Regions from separate parts of the Mus musculus genome. Here all the other regions are linked to region 1. A link is a loop called in an ENCODE intact Hi-C map of the cell type or tissue named here. Cell type or tissue: left cerebral cortex. All regions are shown on one strand.

The links. A loop is a pair of places that touch in the nucleus more often than their neighbours do. Peaks named below come from ENCODE experiments on the same cell type or tissue, not always from the same donor. Only the 100,000 strongest peaks of a DNase experiment are listed, where the experiment ranks them.
Region 2: it touches region 1 in a loop (4-fold over the local background); 1 of 42 quality-filtered maps calls a loop at or near these places.
Region 3: it touches region 1 in a loop (2.1-fold over the local background); 1 of 42 quality-filtered maps calls a loop at or near these places.

The regions. Positions count from the first base shown.
Region 1 is chr3:95,277,912-95,285,911 of GRCm38, reverse strand. It overlaps Prune1 (prune exopolyphosphatase), which reads left to right and starts at 3,836. Exons shown (of 8, transcript NM_173347.2): 1 at 3,836-4,327. The coding sequence starts at 4,289. It overlaps Mindy1 (MINDY lysine 48 deubiquitinase 1), which reads right to left and starts at 2,977. Exons shown (of 10, transcript NM_199475.1): 1 at 2,287-2,977. In left cerebral cortex, CTCF peaks have their summits at 2,863 and 4,086; DNase peaks (open chromatin) are centred at 3,356, 4,077, 4,519, 4,953 and 2 more places; H3K4me3 peaks cover 4,021 bases; H3K27ac peaks cover 4,736 bases.
Region 2 is chr3:95,429,758-95,437,757 of GRCm38, reverse strand. Arnt (aryl hydrocarbon receptor nuclear translocator) reads right to left here and starts at 3,368. Exons shown (of 22, transcript NM_001037737.2): 1 at 3,197-3,368. The coding sequence starts at 3,221. It also overlaps the pseudogene Gm4349. In left cerebral cortex, no CTCF peak of the experiment used is centred here; DNase peaks (open chromatin) are centred at 2,570 and 3,426; H3K4me3 peaks cover 2,596 bases; H3K27ac peaks cover 1,167 bases.
Region 3 is chr3:95,139,451-95,147,450 of GRCm38, reverse strand. It overlaps Lysmd1 (LysM, putative peptidoglycan-binding, domain containing 1), which reads right to left. Exons shown (of 3, transcript NM_153121.2): 3 at 7,926-8,000. It overlaps Tnfaip8l2 (tumor necrosis factor, alpha-induced protein 8-like 2), which reads left to right and starts at 5,097. Exons shown (of 2, transcript NM_027206.3): 1 at 5,097-5,136; 2 at 6,855-7,930. The coding sequence starts at 6,901. The coding sequence ends at 7,455. It also overlaps the pseudogene Gm9169. In left cerebral cortex, CTCF peaks have their summits at 4,650 (motif pointing left) and 7,366; DNase peaks (open chromatin) are centred at 4,637, 5,044, 5,802 and 7,654.

The DNA of each region.
Region 1 (8,000 bases):
TCAAGTTTGTTTTGTCCTTCCACCACGTGGAACCTGGGGCTGAAGCTCTGGCCATCACGCAGCCAGAGCCTTGACTAGTTTAGCTGTCTCTGACTGGCCTGCCTACCAGTTCAACTTCTTTAGTTGGCTTATTGAAAACAAGAGGCCACACTTGGCTGGTTAGGGCTGCCCCAGGCACAGGTTCTAATCCTACTACCGGTAACAACTTTAGTTAGGGGGCACACAAAAGACTCTCCACAATCCTTGCAGTAGATTGCTCTCACTAGCTCAAGTTGACACAGCAACTTCAGATCCTAGTTGTTTCTGGCAGTGCTTGCACCCAGAGATCTCTTGTTAGATATTTATAGGGAATGGGAAACTGCTGTTTATTGATTTACATTAAAATACCCCAGAGGTGAGGCTCAAGAGGTTAAGGCACAAAGGATCAAGATTCAAGTCCAGCATCCACAGAGGGGTTTACAAGAAACTGTAACTCAAGTTCCAGGAAAGCTGCGACCGACCGTCTCCTGGCTTCCGTGGGCAATGAGCACACATGGTGTACATACACAAAAACAAGCACTCACAAACATAGATGTATATCTCCACTAGTTGTATATAATGACAAAGACCTGTTATTTTAGCTACTAAGAGGCTGAGGCAGGAGGATCTTTGTGAGACCATATCTTAAAATAAAAAAAGAGCTGGAGGTATATAGTTCAGTAGTGGAGCCTTGCCTGATATATGCAATGCTCTGGGTCCAAGCCTCACAACCTGTTGGCACACGTGCTCTTTATGGCTCCCATACAGATCATTTTGGATGTGAACACTGGACCTGTTTAACTTGCAGTTAATCAGCACTTGGCATCAAATGAGGTCTAGATAGGCCTGCAGATAGTAAAAGCAGTTCCTGCCTCTGAAATATCTCCCTTCAGTCTCCTTACTCCCCTCCCTACACACTGACAGGACACAAATGAGGACCGTTCGGGGGTACAGCCTAGCAGAAGGGCATGTGCTTAACACACGCAAGGTCCTGGGTTTGATCTCCAGCCCCGGAACAGAGAGAAAGCCAGGAGATAGTGCATCAATCGGAATCTTGTCTTTTTCTTTTAAACTGGGATCACTGGGCATGGCGGCACACATCTTTAATGCCAGCCCTTGTGGGCAGAGACAGGCGTATCTGGTTGCCTGCTTTCTTCTTGTAAACCTTCAAGGCTTGGAGACTATGAAAAGGCCTTGAGGAGCGTCAGCTGGGTGTGGTGTTCCAGGCCTTCCCATCCCCATTACTCAGGGGGCCTTGAGGCCGGAGAACCTCGAGGTCGGCCTGGGCTACAGAGAAACATCAAAGTTCCTGAAATAACATAAATACAGTAAATTGATCATTCTCCTGATTCAAATATAACTTCTGCTAGCTTCAGGTAATTCATATTTTGTTAATTTAGACTTAGAGTAGCAAAGATTACCTGGAGGCCTTCCACCCCTCTTTCTCCACATCTCTTTCCCTCCCATGGCACTTAGAGTCAACCTTGAAACAGAGGCCATGTCTGGGAAATATTAAAAAGCCTAAAGACAAGCACAGCTCATTTTCTGCCCAAGGCTAGAAATGATCAATAATTAAGTGGGGGTTGGGAAAGCTAGTCGACCAAAGAGAGGAGCTACAAGAACCATGGGAGGGAGTGGGGGCTCAGTGAATGAGGACAGCTCCAGTGTCAGGGCAGGAAGAGCAACAGGGCTGCACCCTGCAAGGCCAGAGGAAAGCATGAGGGGAGGGGGACCCAAACAAACAGGGGTTATGGCCCTGTCCCTCCTCTTCTTTCCTCAGTCCAAATCTACACCTCCTCTTCCTGGAATTACCTATGGTGACCCACAGGGAGTCAAATCTCTGGTCCTTTCCTAGTCAGCAGCAGATACTATTCACAGAGTGGGAAAAGCATATGAAATAGGTATATCCTTAAAGACTTCACCCACCCTCAGGACTCTTCTCCCTACGTCTTTAACTGGTATTACCCAATCTTTCCAACCAAATGCAATTCTTCATGCCAACATGCTTTGAGATTCCTCTAGAATACAGCAAGCCCTGTAATTCTGGCTCTCTAGGAGAGGGAGAGAGAGGGTTTGGGTTTATAAGGGGGAAATTGAAGACCGCATCTCTTTTACTGCTCCATCTCTTACTGCTCCGGGTGCCTGGGATCCTGTAAGCGACCCAGACTTAAGAGACCACAGATGGGACATCAGGTGTCAACTTCGCCCAGAGAGGGTAGGGAGAGCTGCGAGACGAGGTGAAGATAGTTTGAAAACAAAAGTTTTTACCTCAAAGAGGTAGATGAGGTTCCGGCACTGGGAGAGGACTCAACTCTGGCGGTTCTACGCGGGAGGTGGGGACATCGTTGAGGGGCGCCGACTGCGCCAGCCGCCTCCCAGCTGTCAGCCCCAGAGCTTACACGGCTTGACACGGGTTTACTCTCGCGGCGTCCAGCCTGGGTCGCTGCCACTTCCGGACACACGCCCAATACGGGGGACGCTGGAGCAGGGTCGGGGCCGAGGACAAGCAAGGCACAGCGCAGGCGGTCCCGCCTGGCTTCCCAGAGTCTTCAGGATTCCCGAGTCACCGAGCCTCCGGCGTGCGCTCCAGGCCGTGCCTACAAACTGGCTTTCAAAGGAAGTTTGTGGTTTTTCTTTTTCTTCTCTCTGTCCCTCTTTTCCCCCTGTCCGGACAAAGACAAATTAGCCAAGGACGCGGTCCCTAGAGGAGGAGGAGGAGGAGGGGCCTGCTCAGCTACCGAGGATTTCCATCAGGGCTGTCTGAGCCGGTCAGCAGCCCGGTGAGCCGCAGAAAGGAAGAGAGAAAAACAACAGACCCTTTCTCTTCCCTCCGCCTGCCGCTGGAAGGGACGGAGCGCGTGTGCCTCTCTGGTGAGAACCGGGAAAAGCAAGCGGCCTGGCAGAGCCCGGAGGAGCAGGGCGGGACAGCGGCTGTTGATTAGACCTCCCTGGATGCCCGCCGCAGCCCTCTGCTCTGGAGCCAAGAAAGCAGGGCGGAAGGGCGTTGTGTTTGCATATGTACTCGTTCAATAAGAAAGAAAATTCCCACTCCTGGTTTTCTGGAGCCCCTGAGCTCTTTCCCAAGGCTTCCCTTCTTCCCCGTATGCTTTTTTTGAAAGGCTAGGAATGAAACTGGTTCAGCTGTGTACCTGGTCGGGGGCGAGGAAGACGCTCTTCTGCCTCTTCTCACCTCCCCGAGAAGCAGGACGATCTGGGGATAGATTAAAAAATGAGGGAACATGTTATGATGAAGGGACATTTTCCCCCCAAGTAGTCTGCCCTGGGACACGCAAGTGGCAGTTAAGGGATGTTGGAACCCAGCCTTAGGTTCTGAAGGCTCCTCTAAACTCTATTGATGTGACGGCCAAAGGATAAGGCTTCAAGCAACTCGGAAAGCCGAGAGAACTGTTGCAACAGAGACCCAGGAAGCAAAGTCACGGTTGCAACAGCCCATGAATGAGGAGTATTTGCTCAGGCTGTAGAAGAAAGGCTATGAAGAAGGAGGAAGAGTTGGCACGACAGTAGGTTTTAAGAAAACAAGTCAAACATTATGGTAATGTTTTCCTATCGTGAACAAACACATTGATCACGATTTGTCAGTTTGGTAAAGGGGAGAATTTAAAAAAAAGAAAGAAAAAACACCTAACCAGGGAAGCTATTTTAATAAATAATATGTACAGCAATGTTGTAATTTAAAGTCCTAACCAAACCAGGCCTGTGAATCCAGTATTCAGGAAACTGAGGAGAAAGATTACAAATTCCAGACAGGTTGGGCTAGATAGAAAGAATTTGTATTTTAAAAAAAATTGAGAGATTAATTTACATCAATCTCGAACAGATTTTCGGTGTAATATATGGAAAGGTACTATACTTAGTCCTATCTGCAAGTTCAGATGCCATAAAGGCGAGTTATTGTGACACATACACAATTTGCATGTCATAGCCCTCCGAAAACTGCTCACTTGAGGACAAACACGAGCTGCTGGACTACATTTCCCAGGAGGCACCGCGATATACCATACTCCTCCTTGACGTCCCATGAGTCTTTGGGCTCAGAACCCAGCCTCTGCCGCTGGGGGGCGGGGCAACGCCGGACTCCCGGAGTGCCGGATTACGCACTTCCTCCTGGGGTTCGGAGGCCGAACCCTTTAGTGGCGGGTTCGAGTCCCGCCCCCTGACTCTCGGCTCTAGACCCTAGGTCTAGGGCGGGGTACATTCTGCCGGGTTACCTCTCCTGGCTGAGGGGCAACGGCACACCTCGGGCTTTACCATGGAGGACTACCTGCAGGACTGTCGAGCCGCTTTGCAGGTAACGGGTCCCAGTCCGTGACCGAAAGGAATGCAGCGTGGGGTCTGGGAAGGACGAAGGTGTGGGATCTGGGGAGCCCGGACGGTCGGTGTGGAGGGATCACAGAGATGGACGCGGGGGAGCTAGAGGACCAAGCCCTTCGGCCATAGGCGGGAGAGCCCGGAGAAAGGAGTCTCTTGGTTTGCTTGAGTCGGGTCCTTCGGCAGAACCTGTGCGGCGGCCGCCAGCCTCGCCCGGCGAGGTGTGTCTCTCCCTTCTCCCCGCCCCTCTCAGTTTCCCTCCCGCAAGCGGGCTTCAGCCCACTGGGTCCAGGTGAACCTCTGGGAGTGGAGGGCACTGGGTGCACCGCTTTATTGCCTCTGAATGGCGGTTTGCCTTTTTTTTTTTTCCCTCCTAGGTAGAGGCGGTCGTGGTGTTTTACTTTAAATCTTTGTTTTTATGCCAAATATACAGAATAATTCATCAGGCATATATGTTGACCCACAACTTACATTCCTTTGCTTCCAGTGTTCTCCTTTAGTGTTAATGCAGGCGCGTGCGCATACACACACACACACACACACACACACACACACACACACACGTAAAAATACCGCCTCCTTGGTAAGGGATAAACACAAAGTGTGTTTGGAATCTAAACCATAAGCACGGCCCTGAATTCTTTGTAGCTTATTTTTGGTGCTTCCTGAACCAGCTGGACTCGCCCAGCTGTGTTGACAGGCTGTGTGGCATTAGGTCGCTCTTCCCTTTAAAGGCTCCAAGTCACCTGGCCCCCTGCTGTAAGTTTCTCTGCCCCTGAAGAAACAGATAGGCATCTTCCTTTCAAATAACTTAGCTCGGTATGGTAGCCACAGGCCTCTAGTTCCAACTCAGAGGAGGCTGAGACTTCAGTTCAGGCCAGGTCTGGACTGGGAGAAAAAAAACCCAAAAAACAAAAAACCCACAACGACAGAAACAGAACAAAACAATCCTCTGGGCAATAGACTCTATTCTTTAACAAACCCTGAAAGTCCCCTAATTCTGCTGGAGATCCAGCTTCGTGGATAAACGAATATTCTTTTTTTTTTTTTAATTAGGTATTACATTTTCAATGCTATCCCAAAGGTCCCCCATACCCACCCCCCCAATCCCCTACCCACCACTCCCTCTTTTTGGCCCTGGCGTTCGCCGTACAGGGGAATATAAAGTTTGCAAGTCCAATGGGCCTCTCTTTGCAGTGATGGCCGACTAGGCCATCTTTTGATACATATGCAGCTAAAGACAAGAGCTCCCGGGTACTGGTTAGTTCATATTGTTGTTCCACCTATAGGGTTGCAGTTCCCTTTAGCTCCTTGGGTAATTTCTCTAGCTCCTCCATTGGGGGCCGTGTGACCCATCCAATAGCTGACTGTGAGCATCCACTTCTGTGTTTGCTAGGCCCCGGACGAATATTCTTAATTTGAATTTAGGGTGAGGTTCAACTTGATGCCAGCTACACTAAAAATTTCCTTTTGAAGAATATCAGGCCAGGCATGGACCTGCTAATCTGTAATCAGCTCTGGGTTGGTTGAGGCAAAAGGCTTATTAGCTAAAGTGCAGCCTGGGGTGCATACGGACCTGGGTGCCTTGGTGAGACCCTCTCTTCATAACCCCCCTGAGGAAAAAGAACCACCTTATTTGGGGGAAGTTGTTTTAATACAAAGGCAATTTTGTTACTTCTTTTCTTGTGGGCCGGCTCCTGACTCCACCCACCTGATGCTGGTTAAAGTGTGCTTTCACACTTTGCCTGAGGTCTGCATATTTTGTTTACTTTTTATTGCGTTTGTTTTTGCAATGGCCTTTTATAAGCCCAGGCTGGCCTTGAAGTCCCGATGTAGTTGAGGTCGAGCTTGAATTTATAGTCCTGCTTCTGCTTCCTGGTGTTGGGATTATAAGAGTCACCTGTGGTGCCCAGCTTGGCTATTTTTTTATTTTATTTATATGAGACAGGGACTCACTATGTAGTAGCCGTGGCTGGCTTGGAACTATGTAGATCAAACTAGTCTCAAATTCAGAGATCCACCTGCCTCTGCCTTCCAAGTACTGGAATCAGAAGCCCTTGAAAATAGTTTTTTTTGTTTTTGTTTTATATGTGTGTAGGTATCTGCCCATTTAAGTGCAGTGCCCATAGGCTGCAGAAGAGAACATTGGATTCCCTGGACCTGGAGTTGCATGTGGTTGTGAGTCACCAGATGTGGGTGCTAAGTACTTTCTAAGATCAGTCTGAGTTATAAGCACTGAGACATTTCTCTAACTCTGAACAAATTGTTAAACTTATTTATTTAGTGGCGTGTTGGGAGCCGCACCCATGCAGTAGACACATGTGTAGGTCAGAGGAGACTTTTGCCATGGTCCCGTCCTCCCAGCCCGTCCTCCCAGCCCGTCCTCCCAGCCCGTCCTCCCAGCAATCAAAGATAGGTTATTATGTTTGGTAACAAATGCCCATTCCTGCTGACCCATCTCATCCTGTCTGCCTCTTCCACTCTATCTTCACAAAACAATGGGTTTATCATCTTCACACACACACACACACACACACACACACGCACACACACATATTATTTAGGGGCTAAAAAGACGGCTCACCCATTAAAAGGCCTACTGCTCTTGCAATGGAACAAATTCTGTTTCTAGCACTGGATTGCTCACAAACCCCATAATTTCAGTTCCAGGGGAATGTGGGATCTCTAATCTCTGAAGGCACCTGTACTTATACATACACAAATGATTTAAAATTTTTTTAAAGTTTTTTTTTTTCCAAAATCTTAAAATATAAGTAAAAAAAAAAATTAAAGAACAACTCTCAGGGCTGGAGAGATGGCTCAGTGGTTAAGAGAACTAGCAGTTCTTCCAGAGGTCCTGAGTTCAATTCCCAGCAACCACATGGTGTCTGTCTGACTGTGTGTATGTGTATGTCTGAACATGCATGTTCTGAGGAGACCAGAAGAGGATGCCTGGATCTGAGTTACAGGCAGGTGTGACTTGGGTCCTGGGAACAGAATTTCTGGCCTCTGGAAGAGCAGCGCTCTTAACCGCCGTATATCCAGCCTCCAATGTAGAGAGTTATTCTGAGTGCCACAGATAACAGTGAGTCTACTTCGATGAAGTTTAGTAATAGAGTTGACTTTCCTAGAGTCACCCTATCCCGTCCTTCCCCACACCCTTCCCCCTCCAAGGAGCAAAATCTAGTTCCTTTGTGAAACTGTGTACTCACTCCTGAAGGTGACCGAGCTTTAGATCTTCTCAGCACACAGCCTCACTAGGGCAGGGAGTAAGTTGAACATGGACTCTAGGAATGTTAGCTGAGAAGCCAGGAGCAGTATAGGCTGGGGGATGCCAGTAATGTGAATTCTTTTTTTTTTTTTTTTTTTTCCGAGACAGGGTTTCTCTGTATAGCCCTGGCTGTGTCCTGGAACTCACTCTGTAGACCAGGCTGGCCGTGAACACAGAAATCCGCCTGCCTCTGCCTCCCAAGTGCTGGGATTAAAGGCGTGCTCTACCATGCCGGGCTCAAATTCTTTTTAACTATGGAAGAATATAAGGAAAACATTGAAGCACAAAACATGTGAAGTGTAAAAGATAAAAGATCCTTTTTTTATTCCTTTTCAGCTGGGTCCGAGGCCAGCCTGGTCTACAAAGTGAGTTCCAGGACAGC
Region 2 (8,000 bases), 150 kb before region 1:
GGCCCACTCCAGGCCAGTAACAGATCCTGTCTCAAAAAGCGGAGGTGGGATGTGGAATGAAGACATGATCCAGTGGTTAAGAGCACTTGCTACACAATCTGGAGACCTGAGTTTGGATCCCAGAACCCACATAACAAGTCTGGCATCATCCTGCATCCACCAGGAATCCATGCACTCTGAGGATCCAAGGCAGGAAGACTGCTAGGCCTTGCTGACTGTCAGCCGAGCAAAACACACAAGCCTCAGGTTAAGGGAGACACCTGACCTGGAAGAAATAAGGCAGAGTGACACAGTAAGATGCCCACAGTTAAGAAGAAATTCTGCCTCAAAGGAATAAGACAGAAAGTTACAGAGGTGGATATCCGGTGTCTTCTGGCCTGTGTACAAGTGCACACTGAACATAGTAATTTCCCACTGTATATACCTCCAGTGGTGAATCTAATTTTCCAAAATTCAACAGGCCAAAACATATCCTGTTTGACACAAAAAGGAAGGAGGAAAAAGCAACAACAAAAGGCTCTATTTTATGACTTAAGTATCATGCATGTACTGAACATGGGATCAATAAATTAGAAGACATGGAAGAATTCTCCACATGGAAAAAAGAAATCTTGAGCTAGGAATGTAGCCCCCGGAAAAGGAAGTTAAGGCAGATGGTAAAGAGAGCAGGGGGTTAGTCTCACTGGGTCTGTCGTTCTCTGTTCTCCGCTCAGACCTACCATCCCATCTCATAAGAGGCTGAGGCTACGCAGGGATGTCAGCTACAGCAGGAACCACTGGGTGCTATGCCATAACTAACAGCAGACTAGAATTTAAGAAAACTCTTACATTCTCAGGTTAATTTTCAAAGGTTTGCTAAGAACCTACACCTCACCTTTTGAGGTTTTTGCTTGGTTTGGTCTGGCTTTTGATTTTGAAACAAGGTCTCACTATGTAGCATGGAACTGACTTTGTAGACCAAGATGGCCATGAACTAAGATATCCCCCTGCTTCTGCAAAGATTAAAGGAATTCCAGCCTATTCTCCCTCTGTTTGGTAAGTACCTATGATGACTCTGCCCACCTCAAAATTGAAGAAGCAAGCAATCAAATAACAATAAATAAAATCAATTATTTCTACTGGTGATGACACTCACAGCTTTAATCCAGCACTCAGGAGGCAGGAGCAAGCAGATCTTGAGTTGGAGGCCATCCTGGTCTACAGAGTGAGTTTCATGACAGCCAGGGATACATATAGAAGCCCTGCCTTGAAAAACCAAAGTCAAAACAAACAAACAAACAAACAAACAACTGTTTCATTAAAAAAGATTCTTAAATCGTACTTTTTAAAAAGTTTTGATAGTTTATATAGGATGGCACATGCGAGTGATTCCAGCACTTGAAGATAGAAGCAAGAAGACCACTGCAAGTTCAAGGCCAGCCTGATCTTCACAGAACACTGCAGGCCAGCCTCTCAAAATTCCCCACTCAGAAAAAAAAATAGAAAAAAATTACTATTTCCTGCTTACAGACTTAAGCTAATATTGATAAGGAAATGACTATTTGGTCAAGAAAGTGTTGTTTTAGTAATTGGTTTAAAATCAGAACAGGGCAGCTAGAAAAGCTTCTGACTTACTAACGTGTCTCTACGGCCTTAACAAGAGAGACACTTTGCAGTCTGAAGAGTTATATAAGGATTTTGCAACATGGGATCAGTTTGAAATCTTGTTTACTCTAATCAGACATGGGCTATTTTGCTACAAGGTCTGATTTTCTCTAACATTTTTCAGTTGTATAGTTTTATTCTATAATTCATCAAATATTCCAATAGTTTCCTGACAATTTACTTCATCTTCATGTAAAAAAAATAATAATTTAGGATTTAAAAAACTGATATTCAGGGGCTGAAAGGAAGGTTCAGTAGTTGTGAGTATGTGTTACTCTTCTAGGACCTAATGTCAGTTCCTAGCATCCACATCACGGGGCTTTCAACTGCCTGAAACTCTTGCTGCAGGGGATCCAACACCCTATTCTGGACTCCTCCCATTCCTGCACTCACAAGTAGACATTATCATATACATAATTTCTAAAGCTTAAAAATATTTTTTTTAAAGTTGATATTGACACATGAATTTGAAGCCAACCTGGGCTACATATAAGTTCTAGGACTCTCTCTCTCTCTCTCTCTCTCTCTCTCTTAAAAAAAAAGGCTGTTTCCAAAAATAATGGGAAAACAATACATTTCCCAGTGTTTCAGCTATTGTGTGTATGTATATACATACGTGTGTGTACCCTGTTACTGTAATATAGTACATTAACAAGATAAAATTTAAAAGTTCAATGTGAAATAGCAGAGACCAATATTACACAACCCTCCCTCCAAACTCTTCGATGATACAGACTTCTGGGAAATGATGGATTTACTTTGTTGGAAAATAACAAGGTAAATTAGCCCAACTAAAATGAAATACTTCCTAAGATGTAACTGAATACAGTAGAAAGGACTGAGAGGGAGACTGCAGTGATCCAAAGTCAACCGGGGGCTGGAATGAGACAAGACTCAAAATAAGATGAACGAGAGACAGAGACAGACAGACAAACAAGCAAGAGGACGTCCACAGACAAATGGCGCGGGACATTTTTCTGAAAGAACAGGAGTTGCTCCACCTCGACCTAACAAGATTTAAACCTGGGTTCTGGACTAAAGACCTGTCCTGAACTATTACCATTACCCAAACCTCTGCCTTCAGCAGCAAGACACTAATAACTACGCTAAAACCCTAAATTTCAAAGTATAGGAGTTACAAGAATCTGAGCAGATTCTCAAAGAACTAAGTTTTCCATTTAAATGTAAACCAAGTGTAGAATCAAGCAAGACTTTGCAAAACGTCAACGTGGCCCCGTCTATAGCCCAGTTTACGCTCGCAGTTACACCAAGTCAGTTTGCCCAGTTACTTACTAGGCATCAGGGGAACATCAGCTGGCAGAGGGTTAAAAGACCACAACACTCCCTAACACCGCAGGCAGAGTGGAGACGCTGGCCAAGCGCCACCACTACTCCAGAAGTTGGGGCACGGAGCCCCCAAACACCCGTCACCCGTTCCCCAGGTCCTCCGGGCAGGGCGCCTCCTCGACACCCCTCCCCCAACACCCGAACGCCACGGCCCTGCTGCTCTGCTCTGGCTCTCCGCACTTGTCAGTCCTTTCTGCCGCCTCACCTGGGTTAGCTGTAGTCGCCGCCATGGTCGAGATGGCACCGTCCCTGCGCCACCCTCGGTGGGAGGGGCAGCCGCCACCGAGCTGGGGGAGGGGAGGGAAGAGCCACTCCGCAGATTAGGCACCTTACCGCCGCCACCGCTACCGCGGAATCCAAGATGGCGGACGCCCACCCCCCTCCCCATCCTGGGCAGAAGACACGCCCCAAACTATGGGCGCGGTCAGTCTCCAGACAGCCTCCCTGGGAGAACTGGCCAATAGAAACAGTAAGTCGCCATAGAGGCCGGGCTAGTGACTCGGCCAGTGAGTCCGGTGACCCGAGGAGTGCTAGGAAGCCTGAGCTAGGAAGCCAACCAGCTGTTTCCCTAATCCGGCCTTCTCGGCGTCAGAGATTCATAACCAAATTGACGTCAGTGAAATGCAAAGAAAACGAGCATTTTACTAAAATGTTTTCTTTCTTAGTGGGCTCATCAGCATATGCTTCCTACAGACGATTTGTTATGCAAACCCTCTTTATAGGTTCTAACACAGGGATCACTAATCCATTCTAGGTTGTTTTTTCTTTATGAACTTTTGTCACTAGTAAAAGTCCGATAACTAATTCTTAAGAGTTGGCTCTGAAGCTGGTAGGAAAAAGCTGGGTGATTACGTGGTACCAAAGATGCCAACATTTGAAATGGAGACAACGAACAAAGAATTTTTATTAAACAAGTATTCCAGAACTCAGAATGCAAAGACCAGTCTGTACTACAAAATGAAACTAGTCCCTTTCTCTGCCCTCCAAAAGTGAGGTGTCCTATGTCACAAGTTTTTTTAAAATGACAAGGTAGTAAACACACAGACGTAATGTCTAATTATAAGAACTGAGCAATTCAGAACAGACAATGTCGACTCAAAACACTGTGAGATAAATTCTATAATTTTACAAATCAAGAACTACAAGCAGGGGCTGGAGAGATGGCTCAGCGGGTAAGAGCACTGACTGCTCTTTCAGAGGTCCTGCGTTCAAATCCCAGCAACCACATGGTGGCCCACAACCACCCCTAATGAGATCTAACGCCCTCGTCTGGTGTGTTTGAAGACAATTACAGTGTACTTATTTAGAATAATAAATAAATCTTTGGGCCAGAGAAAGCAGGAACTGAGTGAGCCGACCAACTGGAGTGGGCGAGGTTGATTGGAGCAAGCAGAGGTCCTAAAGTCAATACCCAATAACCACATGAAGGCTCACAGCCATCTGTACAGCTACAGTGTACTCATATACATAAAATAAATAAATAAATCTTAAAAATATATATTTAAAAAAAAAAAAGAACTACAAACAGATCCAGGCATAGTGATGCATGCCTTTAATCCTAGTACTCAGGAGGCAGAGACTGGCCAATTTCTCTGAGTTCAATGCCAGCCTGGTCTACATAGTGAGTTCTAAGACAGCAGGAGCTATATATAGAAAGACACTATCTCAAAAACAAACAAAAACCAAAGACATGAAACAAAGGCCACCTTGCAAATTAATCCAGTAGTGAGAAGCAAAGTGAATGAAACTAACACCCAAAGTCTATTATATTCATCACCATGTATATGTGGACTGGGGGGAGGAGGGTAATTTTGTTCTTTGAAACAAGGTCTCATGTAGCCTAGACTGACCCCAAATTCACTATGAGGATGAAAATGGTCTTGAATTCACCCTCTCCTTCCAATGTTAGAACTATAAGCATATGGCACTACTCTTTGGCTTGTTGTCAGTCTGATTCACCAAAAAAAATTTTTTTAATTAGCCATAAAGACGACTCCACTACACAGCTACACCTAACATCCCAAGATCCAATGCTCTGAACTTACACAAGGAGAGGACTCCTGCAAATTATCTTCAACTTTCCTCACACCAAAACATGTGCACTCACACATACACAAAAATTTTAAAAACATTTAGAAGTAGAACTGACAAGATGGCTCAAGAGCTAAAGGTACTTGAAGTTGGATTCTCCAAAAGCCACACAATGGTTCGAGGAGAGAACTAACTCCCATTCACTAAAAAGAGGTGCAGTGAGAGGCGCAGTGACATCATGCTGGCTTCTCGTTTGTTGGTTGCTTGCTTGCTTTAGGTTATTTGGTTGGTTTGGTTGGTTTGTTTAGACATTTTCTTGGGGTTTTGAATAGTTTTATTTTTAATTATGTGAATGTGTCTGCATTTAAGTCAGTACACCTGAGTATTGGAACACAATTAGACAGACAAGAAAGATCCCATTAACCTGGAGTTTCAAACAGTTGTGAACAGATAGAAATCCACCTGCTTTCACACTTTCATTTGCTGGCATTAAAGGGGGGCACCACTATGCCAAGATGGAGGCATTGCCTTAATGGCTTTTCCTCCTCTCAGATGATCTTAGCTTGTGTCAAATTTACAAAAACAAAACAAAACAAAACAAAACATGACATCTATATGGCACACTTTAATATAAGAAATTGTAGTTCACTGGCATTACATGCTTTTAATCCCAGTACTTGGGAGGTAGAGGCCAATGGATCTCTTTGAGTTGGATGCCAGCCAGGTCTACAAATTAAGATCTAAAGCAGCCAGGATGATTAACACAAAGAAACTATGTGTTGAAAAACCAAACAAAAAGTCATGGTTAAAAACTTTTTTTTTTTAGTATATAATAGACATGTTGATTACACCTATAATCATGTAGTAAAAAAAGCCATGTGTAGTGGCTATTCCTGGTTGTCAACTTGACAATATTTGGAATGAACTACAATCCGGAATTGGAAGGCTCACCAGTGACCCTTATCTGGAGGCTTGGAGATCCTTATCTGGATCTTGGTTTGAAGATCTTGAGCCATAGTGGCTATGGATTCCAGAAGATTGAATCTCCGAGTTAAGGAACACACCTTTAATCTGGGCTATGCCTTTCATCTGGGATTAAAGGTGTGGTGGAACACACCTTTAATCTGGGCTACACCTTCTGCTGGAGACAATATAAGGACATTGGAAGAAGGGAGTCTAGCTCTTGCTCTTGCTCCTTCGCCTGCTTGCTGCGTGAGACTGAGTAACTGCTAGATCCTTGGACTTCCATTCACAGCTGCGACTGAACAATTGTTGGGAATTGGGCTGCCGACTGTAAGTCATCAATAAATTCCTTTACTATCTAGAGACTATCTGTAAGTTCTGTGACTCTAGAGAACCCTGACTAATACACCATGATACAAGGATCACTTCAAGTTTGAGGATAGCCTGGCCTACATGGTTAGGCCGAGATAGCCCGAGTGACAAACAGTGTGGGTTGTAAGCTTGCGAATCTGAGTTTGAATCCCCCCAATTCATGTTAAAAAAGGAAAAAAAAACAAAACAAAACAAAACCTGAACATTGCTAAATATGTAACTCTGGTGCTTGTTGGATAGAAACACATCCCCAAGTGGCCAACTAGCCCAATGGCACTAAGTCAGAACATAATAGAGGAAGACACTGGATGTTGTTGTAACTTGATGCTTAGAGTTTACTGCTTCATGTACTACATACATAGCACACATCAGAACCACAATGCAAAACAAACAAAAAAAAAAGTTACCAAGGGAAGTATTTACTAAATGTTTCATGGTGTTCATGGACCAGCCCACTGTGAGTGGTACCATTCCATAGACTTCATAAATACACAAATAAAGAGAGTGATTGGAGGAGCAGCAGGATGAGACACTCCCTCTGTTTCCAGATTGCAGAACAATGTGACCAGATGCTTTAGGCTTTTGCCACTGTGATTTCCCCGACCATCATGGATATGATCTGGAACTTGGAACCAGGATCAGCCCCCTTAACCTTCAAATGATTTTGTCAGATTATTTGATCACCATAACTGAAAAAGAAACTCAGACATAGGCAAACTACACACAAACACATGGGGGAAAAGACAGAAAATAAGTATACCTTATCTGAAATGGGGAAAGGAAGCAATCAGAATACAGAAAACACTTACGATGCTAAGAATACTTACTTGTTGTCATAATAAGTCAGTCAGGTATTTGGCATAGTAAGTAATGACAATGTGATTCTTTACGTGCAACATACTTGTCTTCCAGTATTTCAGCTTCCATTCTAAGACTTTTCTGACCAAAGCTTCATCATTTACCTGAATCAATACTGAGGACATCATCATCTTCATCAGGAATCTCAATGATCTCTGTGGGCCGGGAAGCTTCATCCTCAGAGCTACTGTCATGATACTGTAGTCCCAGCTTAGAGTAGAAATCCTTCACCAAAGACTCACAGTTAGTCACTTCCCTGATATTGGAACACATGCAGAAAAGATCAAAGCCAGTGGAGACAGTGCGGTACAAGAGCATTACAATGTATATACATTTATACAATACCTAGCCTCTGAGCTCACACATGTAATCCTAGTCCTTAGCCTGAGGAACCAAGGCTAGCTAGGTTTGAGGTCACTTTGGTCAATACAGTGAGTGGTTCATGGCCAGCATGGCCTACAGAGTAAGAAACCTTTAGACAGAACAAAAACAGAACCCAGCACTCAGGAGGCAGAGGCAAGCAGATCTCTGAGTTCCAGGCCAATTTGGTATACAGAGGTAGTTCCAGGACAGCCAGAGTTAGAAAGAAACGGTCTCAAAAATAAAACAAAACAAAAACAGAAACAAGAAAAACCAAAAAACAACCCCCCCCGACATACACACACAAAACACAACACAGTAACAGGAAATTATGTATATTTAAATATAGACTGTTTGCTCTACATGTTCCAAAGTATTTAGAATGCTTTTTCCACATAAAGTTTGTTTCCATGCAATTATTCTAT
Region 3 (8,000 bases), 140 kb after region 1:
CATTCCCCCACCCCTTTCTTTTTCCATCTGGCAACACTGGGAATAAACATCCCTAAGGCCTGGAAAGCACCAGACAACTTGAGCTCCACCACTCAGTTACATTCCTGAGCTTCGTTTCCCAGCTGGAAGTATCACTAAAATGCCATACAAACTCTAATTCATATTGCACTTCAGGTAGGCCTTGAACTTGTCACCCTCTGGTCTGCCTTCCCTTCCTGAGAAGCTGGGATTACTAGCCTGTGTAGTTTTCGACCTTAGGAGCACTGGGCAGGAGAATGTGAGAGATGCCTGCCTGGATTACAGTGAGAGCTGTAGTCAAAACACCAGGGAGATGGCTCACTTGGTGAAGCACTTGCTGCTTAAGCATGAAGACTTGAGTTTGGATGCCCATCACCACAGGCAAGCCAGGTATGGTGGCAGCAACTTGGTGCTAGGGATGCAGACCCAGGAGAGTTCTGGGATTGGCTGACCAGACAGTCTGGATACTCCGTGAGCTCTGTGTTCAGTGAGGCATCCTATTTCAAAAACTAAGGTGGAGGGGCTGGAGATGGATCAGCTGTTAAGAGCACTTCCTCCAAGCTGGGTGGTGGTGGCACACAATATAATCCCAGCACTTCGGAGGTAGAGGCAGGAAGATATTTGTGAGTTCAAGATCAGCCTGGTCTTCAGAGTGAGTTCTAGGATAGCCAGGGCTACACAGAGGAACCCTGTCTAGACAACCAAAACCAACCAATCCCTGAGATGACTTGCTCCAGTCAGCCCCCCTTGCCCAAACATTTATTTAATTTAGTACACTGTAGCTGTCTTTAGACAGCACCAAAAGAAAGTGACAGATCTCATTACAGATGGTTGTGAGTCACCATGTGGTTGCTGGGATTTGAATTCGGGACCTTCAGAAGAGGAGTAAGTGCTCTTAAGCACTAAGCCATCTCTCTAGACTCCCCCTCCTTCCTCTTTGCACACTTTCACCCTCTTAACACTAGATAGAAGAGAATAAAGGATGGAGAGGAAAGGGGGCAGTCTAAGGACTAGTCCTTAGACTAGTCCTGCCAAGAGGTGTCAAGTGCCTTGGGGCAAATTTGACCTTTGCTTCAGGATATCTAAATTCTAGTTGTTTCTTCTTTGCACAAGACTACTTAACACATCTTGACTTACAGCAAACAGCCAACAACTCAGCACCCCTTTCAGGGCCCTAGCATTTATATACCTGCTAAAAAGTCCCCAGAATTCCAAAAAAGCACATCCTTGCTAGAGTACAAGGCAAATCACAGTCAGCTGCTGCAGTCTGAAGCAGCTCCATATCCCATACTTAGGATTAAACAAAACTTATATTTGTTTTTTAAAGAAACCAAAATTCCAAAAAGGTCACTACAACTGTGTGTGTGTGCATACGTGTGAGTGGATGTCTTCCTCCACCTTATATCTTTTAAAATTATCGTTGTTACTATTATTATTATTATTATTATTATTATTATTATTATACTTATTCACCTTACATCCTGCTCACTGCCCGTCTCCTGGTCAACCCCTCCCATAGTCCCTCCCTCCACTTTTATGTTTTTCTGAGATCTCTCCTTGAATCTGGAGCGAATCTATTTTTTCTAGACTGGCTGGCCAGCAAATGTGACCCTCTGGTCTTTACCTCCTGCACTGGTCTTACGGTGTGTCCTGCCTTGCCTGCCTGGTGTTTTAGCTAGGTGTGATGGGTCCCATAGATGGTAGACATCTTATAGGGTAAGTGCTGAGTTCTCTCTTTTTTTTGGGGGGAGGTGGAAACTGCTTTCTCTTTATTTAGACCTTAGGAGGAAAAAATGAACTTTGGTCACATAGTACCTTTTAAAAAATCCAGTTTTACATATTTCTAAATACACAGGACTAAATGAGCAGAGAAATAATTTCTTCTGTAAAAACTGGCCAAATTTTATCAAAAACTTTACCATACAGTAAAATCAACTTATATAAAGACATTTTGGGTTTGCAACCTTTGAATGATGTGACAGGGCACGTCCACACATAAGTGTCCTGTGCTTGCTCTGGTCCACGAGCAAAGACTAAACAAGCATGGACTGTCAGTGATGGTCTGCAGCAGGGCTGGTGGCAGCCAACTCCATGATGGACAGGTCTACTTTAACAAAGTATAACCAAGGAAACACGTCACAGTATCAGATGAATTATGTAAGAGCAAAGTAGGAACAAACCAAAAGATGAAGATGAAGGAGCTGCCACAAACAAACAAGTGTCCCCCATAATGCACCTACAGAGGCAAACGGCGGGGAGAGGGCAGATGATGCTAATATGAAGGGAAGCTGAGTACAGCATTTATTTCTCATTTTATACAACTCGGACTCTTTACAAAAATGGTTATAGTCATGCCTGGAGAAATGTAACCCACGGCATTTGAAAGCAAACACTCTTTGTAGTTATTTAAAAGGGCCTTTTTAAAAAAATTATAATACAGAGGTCTGTGCTCTATAAGCAGTCCTCCACTGTGCATTATAACAATAAGGTTTACTTTTAATACAAAGACTAGGTGTTTGGTAGTTAGGAGCCACTGGACTTGACAAACATCATCTTATAATTGCTCTTCGCATCTTTTTTGCTCTTCGGGTCTTCTGTGTCGTCAGGATGCTCAGCAGCATGAAGCTCTTCTGCAGACTCCTCCTTCTCAGACTCAGAGTCACTGTCCGAGTCATCTGGACTCTCAGCATCAGGGGAGTCGTCTTCATCGTCATCTCTAGCCACATCATCTTCTCCATAATGATCTTCTACCTCACTGAAGCCGAGTCCGCAGTGCCGCCGATACCGTCAGTTTGCTGTCGATGCTCTGCTGGTACTGAGACTCCAGCTCTTCATTAATTTTCTTGTCTTCTTCCCCTGTTCAGAAGTGAGATGTTGATTTGTGATCTCCTATAACAAGACGACCAGTGTGTTCTTTCTTTCCTGCACCCATAAGTCTCAAGAACTTTTGTTTTCTTTCTTCATTGCCTAAGTCTGCTGCCTCCCAATTGCTAGATCCAAGATCATCGTCAGGGGAGGCTAAACGTATCACCCCATGTGGGTGAGACTCCCGGGCAGCACTCATCGTAGCTGGGATCCCGACGGGGATATGCCAAACACACTCGCAGTTCTCCTCAAACGTGACACCAGCAGCCCTCACCCAGCCACCGGACCAAGCAGTGCCACTCCAGAACGCAGAGCCCCCTCCGAGTTCTCATTTCCATGGACTTTTAAGAAAAAAAGTTTAGCAGGAAGATGATGGCACACACCTTTAATCCTAGCACTCAGGAGGCAGAGGCTAGCTTGGTCTACAGAGCGAGTTCCAGGAGATAGGTTCTCTCAATGGCTCATTACTTACTAAGTACTAAAACTGACCTTGAATTCACAGAGACCTGCCTTCCTCTACCTCCCCAATGCTGGGTCTAAAAGTGTGCACCCCCACATACAGGTGCGGTGCTTTATTTTATTTTGGTTGATGGCTAATATGGGAGGGACCAGATCACTGTGGGCACGTGGGCTGGTGGTCCTGGGTGCCATATGAAAAGAAGCTGAGAAAGTAATGTGATAAACATTGTCTTCTATGACCTTTGCACCAATTCCTGCCCTGACTTCCTTCAATGATGGATTATAATACGGAAGTGTAAGCAAAATAAACCCTTTCCTCCCCAAGAATGGTGGTTCATCATGGCAATAGAAACTCTGAGACAGGCCAGTGAAACTATGCCTCAAAGAAAGTGAACCAGACCAGGTTCCTGAAGATGACATCAGAAATTGTTCTCTGAAGCCCGGCGTGGTGGCACACACCTTTAATCCCAGCCCTTGGGAGGCAGAGGCAGGCAGATTTCTGAGTTTGAGGCCAGCCTAGTCTACAGAGTGAGTTCCAGGACAGTAGGACAGTCAGGGCTATACAGAGAAACCCTGTCTCAAAAAACCGAAAGAAAGAAAGAAAGAAAGAGAGAGAGAAATAAATAAATAAATAAATTGTTCTCTGGTCTACACACATGCACACACTAAATATGTTTTTAAAGACTTTTATTGTTTGTATGTATGTGTATTCTACATGTGTGTAGGTATCCAAGGAGACCAGAAGGTATTAGATCCACTGGAACTAACTAGTGGTTATGAACCACCAGATATAGGTGCTGGGAATAAAAGTCAGAACATCTGGAAGATCAGTGAGTCACTGAGCCATGGAGTCGCTGACTCCAGTCTCTGGAAGCCCCCAAATCAGTTTTTAAATCCCTGAATCCTAAGGCCTTTTTTTGGGTTCTCAATCTGTGCTGAAGAAAGCTATATAATTCACTCCTTTAAAGATTTGTGTGTCTGTGTGTGCCCAAGTGTATGTTCATGTACTGATTTATTCAGGTGACTCTGGAGGCCAGAAGAGAACACTGGAATTCCTGGAGCTGGAGTTGTGGGTGGTTTTTCCAAGACAAGAATTTTACTATGCAGCCCTGGCTGGCCTGGAGCTCACTCTGTAGACCAGGCTGGCCTTGAACTCAAAGATTGGATTGTCTCTGCCTCCAGAATGCTGGGATTAAAGGTGTAGTTTTGCCTCATTGGAGTCTACCCTCATTTATCAGGCCCTTTAAAGCTATTAAGCTCTGTACTCCAGCGTTTTGGCTCGATGCTGACACCTGCTGGTCACGCATGGCTCAGCAGCCCTAACCTTGGCACCTACCTCCTGCCTGCTCTGGCTGGGGCAGTCTGTGCCAATCTTACCTTCTAGGGCCTGAAGATGCTTGTATAATGCTGTTCTACTACACCACTCGATGATCTTTCAGTACTTCCCTCACTGTCTCTCACATTAAAATCTGGACTCTGCACGGTTTTCAGTACCACAAAAATATTAGGCAGCAAGAAAGAAGCAGACCTTTTATTAGGTGGAGGTGTGTAAATCCGTCCTTGCCACTTCAGAGTTGGTGCTTCCTACAGAATTCCATTCCTTTTGACCTTTGTCTTATTTCTAGGTGGCTCTTGGGACACTGGACTTCTTGGTGACAGTGATGATGAACCGGAGGTGGAGAGTAGATAGGCGGGGCCTGGGGTGGGGCTAGACCAAAGGGCCTCTTAGGAGCTTCTCCATTCTGTGAGCTCTCAGAAACATCCAAGGCCAGACTGGCACCCAGCACACGGCAGGTGAGAGTCTGGCAATGACAGAGGGTGGGTTTCGGGGTGACACTGACAGGATATCCTGACCCTTTCACCTTCACCTTTCTTTCTGTCTTGTGAAACTCTCGCTTGTAGAATTCTTGGGTCTCCCCCTCTCTCCCCAGAACCATTTTAGTGTATTTAGTGGATGGGGCAAGGCTGTCTGAGAGTGAGACCTGGCTTGGGATGGTGGCTGAGTCTAGAGCTGAGGGACAGAGATGCACATGGGGTAACGACTAGAGATTTAGAGATCTACAGTATCTTCGGACATGGAAGTACAGTGACGCAAAGTGAAAGAAACCTTTGCTAGGCTAGAGATTCATGAGGGTCACGTAGAGGCTGGGACAAAAAGAGCGAGTGACATAGCTACCCTGGGAGGACTGGGGACCTAGTTGGAGATGGCAAAGGGAGCAATAGAGAGCTGGGTAAGAGGAGGGCAGGTAGGGAAGGAAAGCGGGCCCCTATAGAAAAATCATCTCCAGTGTGAAAGATCCACAGGGCAAGGCAGAAACAAATCAAGATGGCAGGTTCCCATTGGAGTGATTCGGCTGCCGGAGAGAGCCCCCTGGCTGTCCTCCCTCTGAGAGGACTCCTATTTTCATTTGAGGGAGAGGGTGAGGTTGCTCCTTCATTGCGGTCACAGCCACATCCTGCAGAGCCGGGGAGGGGGAAGTAAGAAGCAAAACAACCAGAAGAAGCACAGTCAAGGCCCATGGTGAGAAGACCCTGTCCGTAGGCACAGGATATACCACCAAGAAGGCCTCGCTCTGCTCAGCCTAGCCAGCCTGAGACCACTACCTGCTGCCGCAGCCACCCTTCAAAAGAGCGCCCTCCTTGTTGGAGGGCGAATGTGGAGGGGTTATTTGACTTGTAGCCTATTTTTTCTCATAATTTGTGTCTGTTATTTATTATGTATATGTGTGAGTAGAGGCCAGAGGTGTTGGGTCTCCCTGGAGCTAAAGTTATAGGTGACTGTGAGCATCTGTTGTCTGAGAGTGTTGTCCCACTCCTTGAAGCCTGTTTTCATACTTACTAGGCCAAGTTGCTTAAGATCTCTTAGCTTTGCCCAGAGGTGGTGGCACATGCCTTTAATCCCATCACTTAGGAGGCAGAGGCAGGCAGATCTCAGTTCAAGGCCACCCTGGTCTACAGAGCGAGTTCTAGGACAGCCAGGGTTATACAGAGAAACTTTTGTCTTGAAAAAACAAAAACAACAAAAAAGAGTCCTTCAGTCTGAGATTTCTCTCTGTAAAACAGGGCTTGTCACCCATATGAAGTTGGTAAACCAAGACAGTTAATATCAAACACTTGGCACACAGTAGGTTCTTTAAAAAAAAAAAAGCCAAGTGTTCTATTTAAGATTCTGGAGACCCTATATCTCTCACTTCTTTTAAGACTTTATGGTACCCCCACTGACATGAGCTTTGGATCTCAAGCCTGGAAACAGAGGGGCGCTGTGCAAATTCCCTGTCGGTCGGCCGCCGCATAGCCCACTGCCCTGACTCCAGCCATGCCCACACTCCTCCAGCCAGGCTCTCCCTGCTCCTCGCGGCTGTTTTGGAGACACAAATGTCTTGTTTACAGCACGGAAGGGAAAAAGCAGAAGCAAAGCCTACAGGATGGAGGGGCCCAGGGGAGTGGGAAGACAAAGCAGGCAGAGCGGTGAAGATGAGGAAAAGCCATTTCTCTCCTTTTCTCTCATTTAGCCGGTTGCCTCTTCCAGTGACTGATCACACACCGACCGCAAGCACCATGGAGTCCTTCAGCTCAAAGAGTCTGGCACTACAAGCGGAGAAGAAGCTGCTGAGTAAAATGGCTGGTCGGTCCGTGGCGCATCTCTTTATCGACGAGACCAGCAGCGAGGTGCTAGACGAGCTTTACCGCGTGTCCAAAGAATACACGCACAGCCGGCCCAAGGCACAGCGGGTGATCAAAGACCTCATCAAGGTAGCGGTTAAAGTGGCTGTGCTGCACCGCAGTGGCTGCTTTGGCCCTGGGGAGCTGGCTCTGGCTACACGATTTCGTCAGAAGCTACGGCAGGGCGCCATGACCGCACTTAGCTTCGGTGAGGTGGACTTCACCTTTGAGGCTGCCGTGCTAGCAGGTCTGCTCGTCGAGTGCCGGGACATTCTGCTGGAGCTGGTGGAGCACCACCTCACACCCAAGTCACATGACCGCATCAGGCACGTGTTTGATCACTACTCTGACCCCGACCTGCTGGCTGCCCTCTATGGGCCTGACTTCACTCAGCACCTTGGCAAGATCTGTGATGGGCTCCGGAAGCTGCTGGACGAGGGCAAGCTCTGAAGCTCCGGAGCTCAGCACACTGGACTTTGGCAAAATGACTGACTGGGAAATGACACATCGGGCTCTCTAACCCTGCACCAATGCTTCTCGATCCCCTGGCTTCACTCTCTCCCAAGAGTGCTATAGACACTGAGGCCACCCCCACCCCCAAACTACTGCTGGGGCAAAGCAAGGCTGAACTGAGTGAGGCGGCTCTCGCTCCCATCCAGTTCCAGTAAAGGAAACAGCTGACTGAAGAAGAAGTGAAACTCAGGTCCGCTTCTCCCGGGAGGGCTGCCCAGAACCAGGGGATCCTCCTCCTCCACAAACCCGAGGAAGGGGACACTAAAGGCCACACGCAGGAAGGTGGTCATTAGAGACCTCCTGGATCTAGAGTTGGAGGCAGCACTAGGACACATACAGACGCTGTGTTCCAGAGCTTCTAGAAGGAGCTGGGGGAAGGGAGGCACAGGGGAAATAAAACCACTAAAGCATGCACAGGGCTCACGGTTTAATCTCTCGAGCTCCATACTCAGGCTAAACATAGAGGAGAGGTCTAGAAACAA